Linked DNA regions of Homo sapiens: region 1 is linked to region 2. Evidence: chromatin loops called from intact Hi-C (ENCODE). Cell type or tissue: heart left ventricle. All regions are shown on one strand. Links, peaks and the distances in the headings refer to the core of each region. The heading gives the core; the rest is flanking DNA.

Region 1 (8,083 bases), core at 3,230-5,729, 190 kb after region 2:
TCCCAAAGTGCTGGGATTACAGGAGTGAGCCACTGCGCTTGGCCTTTCCTAGACATTTAGAAGAAAGAAAGAACAAAAAAGAAATTAAAAAGAAGCTTATAAAGCAAATATCATGCAGGAGTTTCCTTATAGTTATGATCACCCTGCCTAGTAGGTCACTTGGTATTGAGTGCCCACTGTTTTCAGTGACATCCAGTATGTTCCCCTTGTTTATGGGTTCCAACACCTCCTGTTCCAAGAGACAAACATTCGTTCTGTTCAAAACTTTGTATCTCATTCCAGTGGGGTATTCTGCCAACCCATGTTTAGGTAATTGGTATTGTACTTTATTATTACCATAATTAGATATCTTCCCAATGGGAGGGAGTGAGTTTTCATTTTCTGTGAGAACTCATATGCAGGCAGATGTGTTTTGCTGGGAGTTGGGAGTGGGGCAAGAAACCAAACCTGGAAACCTGTTGATCCCACGGGGTGGTAAGAGATATACCTCTGCTATGCCACCTGCTGCCTTGTGGTTCTGAGTGGGTTTTGTTGTTGTTGTTGTTGTTGTTGTTATTTTTCCTTTAAAAATTATAAAAGCAATCTATCAGCCCCCTAAAAAAGTTTTGAAAAAATAACCCAACAGTAATTCCACTAGTCTGCGTAATCATTTTCATTTTTTAAAAAATCTTGGCTCAAATGCACGCGTAGTTTTACATTGTTATAGTCTGACAACATTTTTGTATTAGTCTTTTTAAACTTGACATTATAAATAATTTTCCTTGTTGCTATATAGATTTCATAATGAGAATTTTTATTATTTATTTATTTATTTATTTATTTTGAGATGGAGTTGCTCACTCTGTCGCCCAGGCTGGGGGCAGTGGTGCGATCTCTACTCATGGCAACCTCCACCTCCTGGGATCAAGTGATTCTCCTGCCTCAGCCTCCGGAGTAGCTGGGATTAAGGCGCCCACCACCACGCCTGGCTGATTTTTGTATTTTTAGTAGAGATGGGGTTTCATCATGTTGGCCAGGCTGGTCTTGAACTCCTGACCTCAAGCTATCCACTCACCTTGGCCTTCCAAAGTGCTGGGATTATAGGCAAGAGCCACTGCGACGGGCCCTTAATGAGAATTTTTAATGACTGCGTTATAGTCTATCAAGTATTTTTTTTTTTTTTTGGTCTTAGACATTTAAATTATTTTTGTGTGTATGTCTCCCTTTTGTGCTTTTTAAATAATGCTGTAACATATACTTTTGCATGTAGTTTTTGAGAATTTTTGTTCTTAGGATAAATTTCTGGAAGTGGGGTTCCTGGACCTAAAGTTTGCCACTTTTCTGGTTCTATGAAGCTACCATACTGCTTTCTGAAAGAATTGTGCCAATCTGCATCCAGAAAGGTTTTCAACATAAATGTGACGTAAGAAACACTTAAGCCAGTAAAGGCCCTGGAATGCTGAAGCAGATGCAGGACTTAAAGGGAGATGGTGAGGTTTTTCTTCTCCCTCCAGCAGGTTTGAGCCAGCCAGTTTCATGTTTCATCTGAAGTGTGAGTTTTATAAGAATTTCCTAATGGAAGGTCTCTCTAGGGCCTTGTGTTTCCTCTGTTGCAGTAGTTCTGTAGCTCTGCTTTCCCAGATCATGAAGGAGACAAGTATATTAATTTAAAATAGAATTATTATCCTATTCTTTGTATATTAGTCAAAATAGAATTTAGGCTTCCCCCAAACTGTCACTTGGCCAATTTGATAACTGTTGGTACTTTGCAAGTCACCCTGTTCCTCAGGTTTAATGGAGGAGCATTCACCAACTGATAACAGTTTTAGGGTGAAAAGGAATCAAGTGTGTCTGCTGAACAGAGAAAAAATACCTAGGGATGATATAATTTTCTAGAGTTTATTCATGAGACAACACAAATAGCAAATCATTTTGGATTTGATTGAATTTATGCAGAAAGAAACCCCAAAGTTATATAAAGTTAGTGAGTAATTACTAAGAGTAAATTAGCAGAAGTTATAGCCAGGTTTCATGTATTAATCAGTAGTTTTCTAAAGGCTGGAAGTGCTAAGTGGCTTTTTGCTAGTGCACATGATCGTGGAGGGATGATATTCCCTGAGAAGCTGAGGGAGTATGGTAGGAGTATACTCTCTGTGGCTTTGTAATAACCAGCCACCAATTTCCAGGTACTGAGGTTTAAGATCATCCAGGCAGGCTTGTTGCTACATTTCACTACTCTTTCCATCTCTGCCCCCACCTCTCCAGCATTTTAGAAACCTGTTGGGGTAAAACTGAGGTGTGTGGCTTCCTGTCATAGTATGTGGGGTTCTGCATGGGTGTGCTGGCTGTGTGTGCATTAGTTTGATGGGTGTGTAGTGAAGATGGTCCAGTGGGACCCTGGTGGTCACTGATTCTGTTTTCTGTTTCTGTTACAGCCCTTGCCAGCATCCAGCCATGGGGGATATGAAAACCCCAGATTTTGATGACCTTCTGGCTGCCTTTGACATCCCAGACCCCACCAGCCTTGATGCCAAGGAGGCCATCCAGACACCCAGTGAGGAGAATGAGAGTCCCCTCAAACCTCCAGGCATATGTATGGATGAAAGTGTGTCCTTGTCTCACTCAGGATCAGCCCCCGATGTGCCGGCCGTGAGTGTCATTGTCAAGAACACCAGCCGCCAGGAGTCATTTGAAGCGGAGAAAGACCACATTACTCCCAGTCTCCTACACAATGGATTCCGGGGCTCAGATCTGCCTCCAGATCCCCACAACTGTGGGAAATTTGATTCTACTTTTATGAATGGAGACAGTGCCAGGAGTTTCCCTGGCAAACTGGAGCCTCCCAAGTCAGAGCCATTACCCACCTTCAACCAGTTCAGTCCAATCTCCAGCCCAGAACCTGAGGATCCCATCAAAGATAACGGATTTGGGATAAAGCCCAAACACTCTGACAGTTATTTCCCACCCCCTCTTGGGTGCGGGGCTGTGGGAGGCCCAGTCCTGGAGGCTCTGGCTAAGTTTCCGGTTCCAGAGCTGCATATGTTTGATCATTTTTGTAAGAAAGAACCCAAGCCAGAACCCCTGCCCTTGGGGAGCCAGCAGGAACACGAGCAAAGTGGGCAGAACACAGTGGAACCTCACAAGGATCCGGATGCCACTCGATTCTTCGGGGAAGCTTTGGAGTTCAACAGCCATCCTAGCAACAGTATTGGAGAGTCCAAGGGGCTTGCCCGGGAGCTTGGTACCTGCTCATCAGTCCCCCCTAGGCAGCGTCTAAAGCCAGCTCATTCCAAGCTGTCCTCTTGTGTGGCAGCCTTGGTGGCCTTGCAGGCCAAAAGAGTGGCTAGTGTCACTAAGGAGGATCAGCCTGGCCACACAAAGGATCTCTCAGGGCCCACTAAAGAGAGTTCTAAAGGTAGCCCCAAAATGCCCAAGTCACCAAAGAGTCCCCGGAGCCCTCTGGAGGCCACTAGAAAAAGTATCAAGCCATCGGACAGCCCTCGTAGCATCTGCAGTGACAGCAGCAGCAAAGGCTCACCGTCTGTGGCTGCCAGCTCCCCACCAGCAATTCCCAAAGTGAGAATCAAAACCATTAAGACATCATCAGGGGAAATCAAACGGACTGTCACAAGGATCCTGCCAGATCCTGATGATCCAAGTAAGTCCCCTGTTGGGTCACCTCTAGGGAGCGCCATTGCAGAGGCCCCCAGCGAGATGCCAGGGGATGAGGTGCCTGTGGAAGAGCACTTTCCTGAGGCAGGCACAAATTCAGGGAGCCCCCAGGGGGCCAGGAAAGGGGACGAGAGCATGACAAAGGCCAGTGACTCGTCATCTCCCAGCTGCAGTTCTGGGCCCCGGGTCCCAAAGGGGGCTGCCCCAGGCTCACAGACAGGCAAGAAGCAACAGAGCACAGCACTGCAGGCATCCACCCTGGCCCCTGCCAACCTCCTGCCCAAAGCCGTGCACTTGGCCAACCTGAACCTCGTCCCCCACAGTGTTGCTGCATCAGTGACAGCCAAGTCTTCAGTGCAAAGACGGAGCCAGCCACAGCTTACACAAATGTCGGTGCCCCTGGTCCACCAGGTGAAAAAGGCTGCCCCACTGATTGTAGAGGTCTTCAACAAGGTCCTTCACAGCTCCAACCCCGTGCCCCTCTATGCGCCAAATCTCAGCCCGCCTGCGGACAGCAGGATCCACGTGCCGGCCAGTGGGTACTGCTGCCTGGAGTGTGGAGACGCATTTGCCTTAGAGAAGAGCCTGAGCCAGCACTATGGCCGGCGGAGCGTCCACATTGAGGTACTGTGCACACTGTGCTCCAAGACGCTGCTCTTCTTCAACAAGTGCAGCCTGCTCCGGCACGCCCGTGACCACAAGAGCAAGGGGCTCGTCATGCAGTGTTCCCAGCTGCTGGTGAAGCCTATCTCTGCGGACCAAATGTTCGTGTCGGCCCCTGTGAACTCCACGGCACCAGCAGCCCCAGCCCCTTCATCCTCTCCCAAACATGGCCTCACTTCGGGCAGTGCCAGTCCCCCTCCTCCAGCCTTGCCACTCTACCCAGACCCTGTGAGGCTCATCCGGTACTCAATCAAGTGTCTTGAATGTCACAAGCAGATGCGGGACTACATGGTCCTGGCTGCACATTTCCAGAGGACAACAGAGGAGACAGAGGGGCTGGTAAGCAGACCCTCACTGTTACGGGTATCGGGCCCCTGGCTCACACAGGTTCCATGACTGGGCATGGAGAGGAAAGCTCATTGATATGGGGGCAGTGGTGGAATCTTATGAGTCTTAGAAGAGGATGTCTGCCTGAATATTTAGTGTTTGGTGTTTGTTGGAAAAGGTGTCCTGCCCATACTGAGGTGAGACCCTAATTTAGCAAGTGTATTTACGGACGTGTCCCGTGTTCCACTCAACTTCCCCTCAAAGGGTCTGTCAAGGCCCAGTGTCAGGCCCGAGATAGGTCTTTACTGGATGATCTCCCTCTGGTCTCTGGCAGGTGTCAGCACAGTCTTAGCATGTGACCAAGGAACTTGGGGACAGAGATAGCTGAGTCACTGCCCCTGCACCTCAGTCTGTTCTAAGAACTTTGTCTTTTTTTTTTTTTTCTTGAGACGGAGTCTCACTCTGTCACCCAGGCTGGAGTGCACTGGTGGGATCTCAGTTCACTACAACCTCTGCCTCTGGGGTTCAAGTGATTCTTATGCCTCAGCCTCCCAAGTAGCTAGGACTCCAGGCATGTGCCACCACGCCTAGCTAATTTTTGTATTTTTAGTAGAGACAGGGTTTCACCATGTTGCCCAGGCTGTTCTTGAACTCCTGGCTTCAAGTGATCTGCCCACCTCAGCCTCCCAGAGTGCTGGGATTACAGGCGTGAGCCACTGTCCCCAGCCAAAGAACTGTGTCTTTAATAAGTTGTTGTTCTGCCCTGCAGTGACACAGCTGTTCTTGCAGAGTCCTTTTGTGGAAACTGCAGTAGGGCCAATGGCAGGGCTGGGATAGGAGGAAGGAGAGTGGACAGACATGTGGGGCCTGTGGCAGAGGTTTATGGAGCCTCCTTCTTTCAACTGCGTTCTCACCACTCCAGGAAAGCAACTGTGCTTGTCTGCTTGTTTTGATTCTTGGTTATGCTTGATGAGATTCATTTAAAAAAAAAAAAAAAGCCTTCTGCGCTGAGAATACCCTTTGGCACCTTCTGTGTCTATGTTATGTGTTAGTGGTTTCTCTGAAGAAAGAGGCCTCCAGAAGGTGGTTCTCTTCATGACATAGCCAGACCCACCCCTCATGGTGCTTCCCTAAGCTGGTGCTACAGAGGCCTGGGAGGAAAGTAAAACAGCTCTTTTTGCTTCAGTTCAGCCAGGGTTCTGTGCATGTGTTGGTAGCTGTTGAGCTTTGCATGTGTTCCCTGAGTGCCCACTGTGCATGGGCTGGGGGTCTATGCCAACCAGGGGATGCCGGCAGAAGGGAGTCTAACCTTCAGGAGCTTACAGTGGCCTAGCAAGGGCAGTGGTCACCACCCAAACAGCTACAGTATATGGCCAACTGAGAGTGGGGCTAAACCAAGGTTATAAACTTAGTTGCGCAGAGTGCCCCAGAGGGACTAATTCACGATGACTCCATGCGTAAGGAAGATGCTGTGTGGAGGTGAAATTTAAGTTGGGCTTGCAAGGATGAGTTTGGAGGAGTAGGAGGGGCAAGGGTGTTTTGAGTATAGGGAGCAAAGGAATATGAGAGTGCAGAGTGGGTTTGAAGAAGAGGACATTGTTATGCATGAGGCTGGTCTTGGAAATATTAGGGTAGAGGTCAGAGGTTGAGTTTGGCGGGCCTGTAGGGCTTCTGCAGAGGACTCAGCCCCCCAAAGGGGCCAGAAGGTGCTATAGGATCCCACTGTGGCCTCTCATCTCCTCCTGCTCTGTTTCAGTTTGCATTTTTCTTCTGATGCGTCAGATGGGGTGTGGGCACTCTGGGTCTCTTCCCCTGGGGCTTCAGTGTTCTTGCTGCCCCAGCATGGTTGAGTTGGGCCAGGTTTACTTTATCTGAGTCAAGGGGCCATGAGGAGGCCCCATGGCAGTGGAGGTCTGATGCCTGGGCCTGGGATTTTTTCACACTGGTCCTTACGTATCTTTTTTTTTTTTTTTTTTTTTTTTTGTGAGACGGAGTCTTGCTTTGTTGCCCAGGATGGAGTGCAGTGGTGCGATCTCGGCCCACTGCAGCCTCTGCCTCCTGGGTTCAAGTGATTCTCCTGCCTCAGCTTCCTGAGTAGCTGCGACTACAGGTGTGCGCCACCATGCCTGGCTAATTTTTGTATTTTTAGTAGAGATGGAGTTTTGCCATGTTTGCCCAGGCCGGTCTTGAACTTCGGACCTCAAGTGATCCACCTGCCTCGGCCTCCCAAAGTGCTGGGATTACAGGCATGAGCCATCACACCCGCCTCCTTGTGCATCTTCTAAAATTTGAGTAGGCAGAGGTCTGGGTGTAGGATCCCAGGCTGGCATGGCACCTTTCTCATCTTACATCCTCTCTGTGTCATTCTGCCCTAGTGGGAGCTGGAGAAGAGCACCCGCCGACAGGAAGGGAAGGAGTGCACAGAAGGCTATCAGGCCTCTCTCAGCCAGCTCCAAATCCCTCACAAAATCTCATGCCACTCATTGTGGCTTCTGAGTCTCAGGGAAAGGGTGAGCCCTGAGCTATGGGATTAAAAACTAGGCTTGATGGCTGCTGGGCTTGGGTTTTCCACAGGACAGTATCTAGCTTCAGCCCATGTGTCCAGGGCAGGGGGTGGACAGATAGTTGGGCTCCACACCACAGCAGGGACTGTGGGAACAGCATCGGTTTGGGATTTCCATCTTCTTCCTGGGAGTCTGCCCCTGAATGGAGCATGCCTCCCTCTGCAGTGACCCAGGGAGTTCTTTCATCCTTCCTCTTGCTTTCCAAGCCACGCTGTTGGGGCAGGATGTCAGCCAGATGGATATTGTCATTCCACCCAACACAATTAATAACAGTCCCTTAGTATTACCTACTACAAGTTCATATTCAGATTTTTCCAGTTATGTCAAAAAATGTCTTTTTACAGTTGGGATTATTTTGAGTCAGGATCTGAACATGGGGCTATACATCACGTTTGTTTATGTTTCATAAATATCTCAGTCTGGAACAGTACCTCTTCCCACTCCATCCTAGTAGGCACCCTCTTTTCATGCCATTGACTTGTTGAAGAAATTGGGTCATGTGTTCTGAGCATTTTCCAGAACAATTCTGGGTTTAACTGATTGCTTCCTAAGTTTTCCAGAACTTTGAGTTTTACTGATTACTTCCTCATGCAGGGAATTTTTTCCTCCATATCCCATATTTTTTCCTGTAGACTGGAAGTAAGCAATAAAAACTTGATTAGATTCAGGTCAGTTTTGATGGAGGGTGGGGGTGGAGGGTGCTGCGTTCTTCCTGTTTCATAACTTAAGGAGGCACAAAGTGCCTGATTGTCTTCACTTTTAATGATGCTGAATTAATGAGAGTGAATTTAGGTGATAATATTCTGATCCCTTCATTGTAAAGCTCCCCACCTTTTACCTAATTATCCATCAGTAATCACTGCTTGAGTCTAATTTTA
Region 2 (8,083 bases), core at 2,415-4,914:
TCTGAGGCATGCTGGCTTCGGGTGAGACCCAGCATATTCCCAGCTATGGTGGCTGTGGTGAGAGACTTCTTCTGCTTGAGAAAAGCAGAGAGAAATGCACAAGGGACTCTGTCTTGCAGCTTAGGTACCTGCCTGGCCACAATGTGGTAGAGCATCAAATGGGCTCTTGTGGTCACTGATTCTAGGCCTTGGCTCTTAGACAGCATTTCTGGACCTGCTCTGACCTCACCCTGAAGGGTGAGTCCCAGGCCTGGAAGCATTCACCACAAGCAACTGAAGAGCCCTTGGGCCCTAAGTGAACATAGCCAGTAGCTTGGCAGTACTCGCTGTGGGCCTGTGGGGGTGGCCACAGGGTGAGGCTCCTCTGCCTGTGGAAAGGGGAAGGAAGAATGGGAAGGACTTTTTCACATGGTTTCAGTGCCAGTTCAGCCACCATAGACTAAAGCACCAGGTAAATTTCTGAGGTTTTTGACTCCAGTCCCTGGCTCCCAGACAGCATCTCTGGACCCGCCAGGGCCTGAGGGAACTCATTGGCCTGAAGGGAAGGACACAAACATGGCTGGCTTTGCCACCTGCTGACTGTAGAGCCCTAGGCCTTGAGTGAACATAGGGGATAGCCAGGTAGTGTTTACAGCAGGCTTTGAGTGAGACCCAGTGCTTTGCTGGCTTTAGGTCTGATCCATTGCAGTCCCAGTGGTGGTGGCCATAGGGATGTTGTGTCAGCCCACCCCTAGCTCCAAGTGGCTCAGCAGAGAGAGAGAGACTGAGACTGTTTGTTTGGGAGAAATGACAGGTAGAGGATAAGAATCTCTGCCTGGTAGTCCAGAGAATTCTAGATCTTACCCAAGACCACCAAGGCAGTACCTCTATGAGTCTGCAAGAACCATAGCATTACTGGGTTTGGCGTGTCCCCTAATGCAGATACAGTTTAGATCACAAGACCCACATCCTTCAAATACCTGGAGAGCCTTCCCAAGGATGGGTACAAACAACCCCAGACTGAGAAGACTACAATAAATACATAAATCTTGAATGCTAAGGCACTGACAAACAACTGCAACCATCAAGACCATCCAGGAAAACATGACCTCACCAAACAAACTAGAGGGGCGAATCCTAGAGAAGCAGAGATAAGTGACCTCCAGACAGATAATTTAAAATAGCAGTTTTGGGGAAACTCAGAGAAATTAAAGATAACACAGAAAGGATTCAGAATTCTATAAGATAAATTTAACAATGAGATTGAAATAAAAAGAATCAAGCAGAAATTCTGGAGTTGAAAAATGCAATTGACATAATGAAGAATGCATCAGTCTCTTAATTGTGGAATTGATCAAGCAGAAGAAAAAATTAGTGAGCTTGAAGACAAGCTATTTGAAAATATACAGTTAGAGAAGACAAAAAAAATTTTTTTTTAATGAAGCATGCCCACGAAATCTAGAAAACAGCCTCAGAAGGGCAAAGCCAAGAGTTATTGGCCTTAAAGAGGAAACAGAGAAATAGAAAGTTTATTCAAAGGGATAATAACAGAGAACTTTCCAAACCTAGAGAAAGCTATAAATATTCAAGTACAAGAAGATTATAGAACACCAAGCAGATTTAACCCAAAGAAGACTACCTGAAGACATTTAATACTCAAACTCCCAAAGGTCAAGGATAAAGAAAGGATCCTAAAGCAGCAAGAGAAAAGAAACAAATAACATACAATGGGACTCCAATACGCCTGGCAGCAGACTTTCTGTGAAAACCTTACATGCCAGGAGAGAGCAGCATGACATATTTTAAGAGCTGAAGGAAAAAACTTTTACCCTAGAATAACATATCCAGTGAAAATGTCCTTTGAACATGAAGGAGAAATAGACTTTCCCAGACAAACAAAAGCTGAGGGATTTCATCAACACCAGACCTATCCTACAGGAAATGCTAAAGGGACATCTTCAATCAGAAACGAAAGGACATTAATGAGCAATAAGACATCATGTGAAGTTACAAAACTCACTGGTAATAGTAAGTACACAGAAAAACACAGAGTATTATAACACGGCAATTGTGCAAACAACTCTTAAGTAGAACGACTAAAAGATGAACCAAACAAAAATAGTAATAAGTACAACAACTTCTCAAGACATAGACAGTGCAATAAGATGTAAGTAGAAATAGCAAAAAGTTAAAAAGCAGGACAAATTAAAATAGAGTTTTTATTAGTTTTCTTTTTATTTGTTTCATTGTTTATTTGTTTGTTCCTTTGTGCAAGCAGTGCAAAGTTGTCATCAGTTTAAATAATGGGTTATAAGATGGTATTTCCAAGCCTCATGGTAATCTCAAATTTAAAAATATGCAATAAATACACAAAACACAAAAAGCAAGAAATTAAATCATACTACCAGAGAAAATCACCTTCACAATAAGGAAGACAGAAAGAAAAGAAGAAAGAGAAGACCACAGCAACCAGAAAACAAAATGGCAAGAATAAGTCAATACTAACATTGAATGTTAATGGACTAAACTCTCCAATCAAAACTGTTATGGAAAGAACTGTTATGGAGCAGTTCTCCCCATTCCCACCCACATCATTTTTCATCAACTCTAGATGAGCTAAGGGCCCCCAAATGCCTTAGGCTGAGCATTCCTTGGGGTGAGGTCCCTTCTTGCTCAGAGCCTAAAGACAAGTAGTGATATTGTTTCTGCCTGTCCAGTGTTTCCTAACAGGCCTTCAGTCTCCAGAGTGGAGAATCTGCCTTTGTGTGGGGTATTAGTAAGAAAATCTAGGAGCCACATCCAATCCTCTCTCACCCTGCTGCATCCAGGGAATGTGCATGTGACTTAGACTCAACCAACCAAATGCTCTTTCCTTGCATGGGAGAATTTGTGTGAGAAAGGCGGAGAAACAGAGATGGCTGTAGTACCACCAGAGGTCATGGGATAGGCAAGCTGAACTTTTTCTGCTCAGAGACTGTTATTGTGGTTTTTGGGGACTTCCTCTTTGTCTCTTGGCTCCTAACTGTTCTCAAGCCTGATTCGTCAGCTCCCTTCTACTCTGTCAGTTCCCTGACAGTCTTTCAGTAAGTCCCTTTTACTTAAGTTAGCCAGATTAGTTCTTAAGCTTTTAACCAAGAATGCTTTCTGGTGGAACAGAGCCTCTCTCACCCTTGTGGTTTGGCCAATGGAGAAAGGACTCTCTTGGGGGAGCAACCTTGAACTTGGCTGTGTTTCCAGGCTTGCTTCGATGTAGCAGGCTGGTCTTAGGGTACTGGCTTGGCTACCAGGGCCCTTCTCAGTAGGATCATTATGCCATGAATTGGTCTTAAATGTGACTTTCTCTCTGTCTCATGTAGGATAGTTGACACTGGCAAGGACCAGCTTCCCAGAATCAGACACAGAGGAGACAGCTTCTTTAGGACTCTCCAGTGACAAGCTAGTGCCAGTTCTGTGGTCAAGGGTTGACATGGGTTAGGAACAGAGGTAAATAAACGCTTGAGCTGCTGGAAAGTTCCATCTGTGCATCCCCAGCCTCCCCTGCATCTTTTCCTTTTTGTGTAAATTTCCATTCCTGGTAAGGATGGACACATGGAGAAACCCATCTTTTTTAATACAATGTCATCCCAAAAAAAATCACTTGGAGGGGTGGTGGCCCAGAATTCTGCATCCAGGGGCTTAGTGCAGACTTCTCAGGCTGGCCTGGAGGTGGTGCTATTTGCATGTGGTCAGTCTGGGATAATAAAGATGCTACCAGGGTATTGGATAAGAATCACTAGCTGAACTTCACTTTGCATCTCTGTAATTGGATTCAAGAGGTTAATTAGTGAAAAACAGGTGAATTTCACATAATCTTTGGAGTGGTGCAGAGGACTTTCTAACACAAAACTCACAGGCTATAAAAAGATAAGATTAACAAATTTGACTGCAAAAAAATTTCAAATTTCTATATTTAATAAACCAGCAGAAAACAAACAGCAAACTGAGAAAGAGTAGCAACTGCTGTGACAAAGGGATAATTTTCTTAATATACAAAGAGCTCTTACAAATAAATCCAATTTAAAAATGGGAAAAGGACCGGGCACGTGGCTCATGCCTGTAATCTCAGCACTTTGGGAGGCCAAGACGGCTGGATCACCTGAGGTCAGGAATTCAAGACCAGCCTGATCAACATGGTGAAATCTCTGTCTCTACTAAAAACACGCAAAATTAGCCAGGTGTGGTGGCGCACGCCGGTAATCCCAGCTACTTGGGAGGCTGAGGCAGGAGAATCACTTGATCCGAGATCGTGTCACTGCACTCCAGCCTGGGCGACAGAGGAGGAAAAAAAAAAGCAGTCATTTCATTGCAGGTGCCTCCAGTAATTGCTCAGTGCAAACATACATAACTATTCTATCACAGACCATTAAGGGTGTCTCTCTCCATTTTTAGATTTTCCGCTTGAGTTTCCAGGTAGTTTCTCACCTGTTTTCAAGCAGGGTTGGGGCAGCCGTTTCTTCAACAGCGCCAGCCGTAAAACACAAAGATGGAGGCCAACCTCCCACACCCGGGCACCCTCCCTTCCCCCATACTGAGATTGACAAGTAAGCAACCCGGTGATCAGTACTAAAATGGAGACGTCAGCCAGGTGCGGTGGCTCACACCTGTAATTCCAGCACTTTGGGAGGCTGAGGAGGAAGGATCGCTTGAGCCCAGGGGTTCGAGGTCAGCCTGGGCAACATATGGAAACCCTGTCTCTATGAAATGTAGATCCTGTCTGTGAGTGTGTGTGTATAAATAAATATATATATATATATACAAATACATACATATATATATTTAAAAAATAAAATGGGGACGTCCAACACGTGTACTAGGGGCGGTGTCTCTGCCTGGGGAGGTGGTGATGACAGGGCAGGCTCCACCCAGGAGAAGCTGGAAGAATGGGAGTTCCGCGGCAGAGGAGGCGGGGCAGGGCGTTCCTCCAAACACAGGAATACCACGTGCGAAAACAAAGGGGTGTGCGAAGACCGGGTGCATGTGTACAGCTGCAAACTGGGGGAAAGGCGCCAGGCTTGGGCGATGAGGATTTGTTCCCCCATGGATTCCCTTCCTGCCCAGGGTCCGCTCTCGCCGGTCGAGGGTGCCTAACAATACTCCTTGCCACAAGGTTCGCAGCCGAAAAGGTCCTTCAAGTCCGGCCATCCAACTTTCACTTTTTATAGACAAATATACAGAGGCCTTAGATAAGTGAAACGGCTTGTCTCGGGTTACAGCTCTAGCCAACACAGGGTTTCTGACGGTCAGTCTGCGGATTTTCCTGCCTCTGGTCCGCAGGCACTGCCCAGGCTGTCAGCCCCAAACCCTACTCCGGGGACCGCGGTCAGGTTCGTCTCCGGGCGGACTACATCTCCCACAATGCCTTGGGCCCAGCCTCCCTCCTGCCGCCCGGCTGGGTGCCGTCTCCACCAACAGAAAGGCAGAATTTCCAGGGCCGTTCTCGGCAGCCAATGAGCGCGGCGGTGGGCGGGCCTCTCCCGTCCATTGTTCTCGGTGCCCCACGGGCTTGAGCCGGGGTGAATCTGGAGGGGCCGGGCCGAGCCCGGGGGCGCTTTCGCACGCGAAGCAACCGCTAGAGCAGGACCTGGTCTCCCGAGAGGTGAGCCGGAGAGGCAGGCCTGGAGCCACGCGGACCCCGGGCAGTAGCCCGAGGTGAGGGAATAGTGGGCCTGGAGCCAGCTGCCGGCAGCTCTGCTGGGGGAGGGGCGTCGGGGTCGCGCTCCGTATCCTGCGGGCCCTGCAGCCCCGATTTACGCGCCGGCTCCGCTCAGCGAACCGTCCCGGACGCGTCTCCCTGGCGGAGAGCTCCTTGCCTCTCCTACCGAGAAGCGCAGGCTTTGGACGGGAAGGGGCATTCGACGACATCCCGCGCAGCGTACACGTTTTACAGATGGGGAAACTGAGGTTCAGAGGGGGCGTGTCGTGCCCCAAGTCAGACCGCAAATTAGCTGACCTGGCACACTTTTCCCAGGCTCCCAAGTAGGAAGAGTTCTCTTACACCATATGCCAGTATTTCTTCTAGTCATTTGAGTAAATACACGTTGAGAGCTTCGGTTTTCCCACTAGCTTTTATTTTTTGTCCTTTTTTTTTTAAGCTTTTGTCAGCTTTTCTCCCCTTTTCATTGAGGGAGGGTTGTTAGTTGAGTCTTTATGATGTAGTAATGATTTTTTAAAAAATTTTTTTATTTTTGTAGAGACTGGGTCTCACTCTGTTGCCCAGGTTGGTCATGAACTCCCGGCCTCAAGCCATCTTCCCTCCTCGGCCTCCCAAAGTGCTGGAATTACAGGCGTGAGCTACAGCGCTTGGGCTAAAAATAATTTTGTATTGCTTTTATAATATTTTAAGTCGTTTGCAATTCCACTGCTTTCAATATTTTGTAGGTGCCGTCCCGTTCTTTTTTCCTGTGAGTTCATTTTTTTTTTTTTTTTTTTTTGAGACGGAGTTTTGCTTTTGTTGCCCAGGCTGGAGTGCAATGGCCTGATCTCCGCTCACCGCATCCTCTGCCTCCCGGGTTCAAGCGATTCTCCTGCCTCAGCCTCCGGAGTAGCTGGGATTACGGGCATGCGCCACCACGCCTGGCTAATTTTGTTTTTAGTAGAGACGAGGTTTCTCCGTGTTGGTCAGGCTGGTCTCGATCTTCCGACCTCAGGTGATCCGCCCGCCTCAACCTGCCAAAGTGCTAGGATTACAGGTCTGAGCCACCGCGCCCGGCTGTGAGTTCATTTTTAAAGGGAATTGAGGACTTACTGTGTCTATGGTTTTTCTGCCCTGCTGATTTTGTGTTTATCCATTATTTTCCTATCAGAAGGATTATCTTAAATCATTAATGATTAATCTTTGTCAATATAATTTTTAAAATATTAAAAACATACAGCGTAATGTGCAGATCTTAAATTTCATATGTTTGCTCTTGTGCCGCCATTGCCAAATGAAGATATTGAAAATTTCCATCATCCCAGAAGGCTCCTTTGAGCCCCTTTCCTGTCATTACCACCTAAAGGTAGCCATTATTATAGCACAGTTTCTTTTCTTTTTTTTCCTTTTCTTTTCTTTTTTTTTTTTTTTTTTTGAGACAGAGTCTGGCTCTTTCGCCCAGACTGGAGTGCAGTGGCACGATCTCGGCTCACTGCAACCTCCTCCTCCCAGGTTCGGGCAATTCTCCTGCCTCAGCCTCCTGAGTAGCTGGGATTACAGGCGCCCGTCACCATGCCTGGCTAATTTTTGTATTTTTGGTAGAGACGGGGTTTCACTATATTGGCCAGGCTGGTCTCGAACTCCTGACCTCAAGTGATCCGCCTGCCGAGGCCTCCCAAAGTGCTGGGATTACAGGCAACCACGCCAAGCCTATAGCACAGTTTCTAATACATGCTGCTATATGGGTGTGTCATAGTTTATTAGCCATTCCCTGCTGCTGGATTTTTAAGGACTCGATTTTTTGGTTATTTTTTTAAGATAAAGTACTGAGGGGCCGAGGCTGGATTGGAGAGTATATGCATGTTTTAAACTTCATACTTAAAGTATGGTAATAATGCAGTTGAGATATTGCCTTTCTTCCAAAGAAGCTCAGAGTGCTTTGACATCTGATCCATTGCTGATCCTTAAGATGCCCCCATAAAAACAGAAACATGAGTGTTATTATCTTTATTAGGTGGTCACCGAGTTTGGTGACTAAGTTGTATGTTAGGTCAAGGTCACACAGTGCAAGTCGAAACTGACTTAGGAGAGTCCTCAGTATTTCAGTCATGGGTTTTTCCCGGGGACTTTGCATTTCTGATACTCATTCTTTGGTGTTTTGGAAGGAACAATGCTGTATTTTTTGTGCTTGGGATACTTTTTTTTTTTTTTTTTTGAGACGGAGTCTCACTCTGTTGCCTGGGCTGGAGTGCAGTGGCGAGATCTGTGCTCACTGCAACCTCCGCCTCCTGGGTTCAAGAGATTCTCCTGCCTCAGCCTCCCAAGTAGCAGGAACTACAGGCCCCCGCCACCACGCCCGGCTAATTTTTGTATTTTTAATAGAAATGGGGTTTCACCATACCTCAGGTGATCCGCCCACCTCGGCCTCCCAAA

What was found. Peaks named below come from ENCODE experiments on the same cell type or tissue, not always from the same donor. Only the 100,000 strongest peaks of a DNase experiment are listed, where the experiment ranks them.
Region 1: it touches region 2 in a loop (2.0-fold over the local background); 4 of 110 quality-filtered maps call a loop at or near these places.

What each region holds. Positions count from the first base shown.
Region 1 is chr15:84,780,243-84,788,325 of GRCh38, forward strand. ZNF592 (zinc finger protein 592) reads left to right here. Exons shown (of 11, transcript NM_014630.3): 4 at 2,415-4,653. The coding sequence starts at 2,434. Among named protein-coding and RNA genes, the nearest start is that of ALPK3, 33 kb to the right of the region's middle. RefSeq lists enhancers at 2,258-2,845, 2,846-3,433, 7,935-8,083. In heart left ventricle, for the core only: no CTCF peak of the experiment used is centred there; no DNase peak of the experiment used is centred there; H3K27ac peaks cover 1,094 bases.
Region 2 is chr15:84,595,522-84,603,604 of GRCh38, forward strand. LOC105370947 (a long non-coding RNA gene) reads right to left here. Exons shown (of 4, transcript NR_186225.1): 4 at 3,913-4,282. ZSCAN2 (zinc finger and SCAN domain containing 2) reads left to right here and starts at 5,488. Exons shown (of 3, transcript NM_181877.4): 1 at 5,488-5,614. RefSeq lists enhancers at 5,336-5,385, 7,903-8,083 and a silencer at 5,706-5,855. In heart left ventricle, for the core only: a CTCF peak has its summit at 3,668 (motif pointing right); no DNase peak of the experiment used is centred there; H3K4me3 peaks cover 125 bases.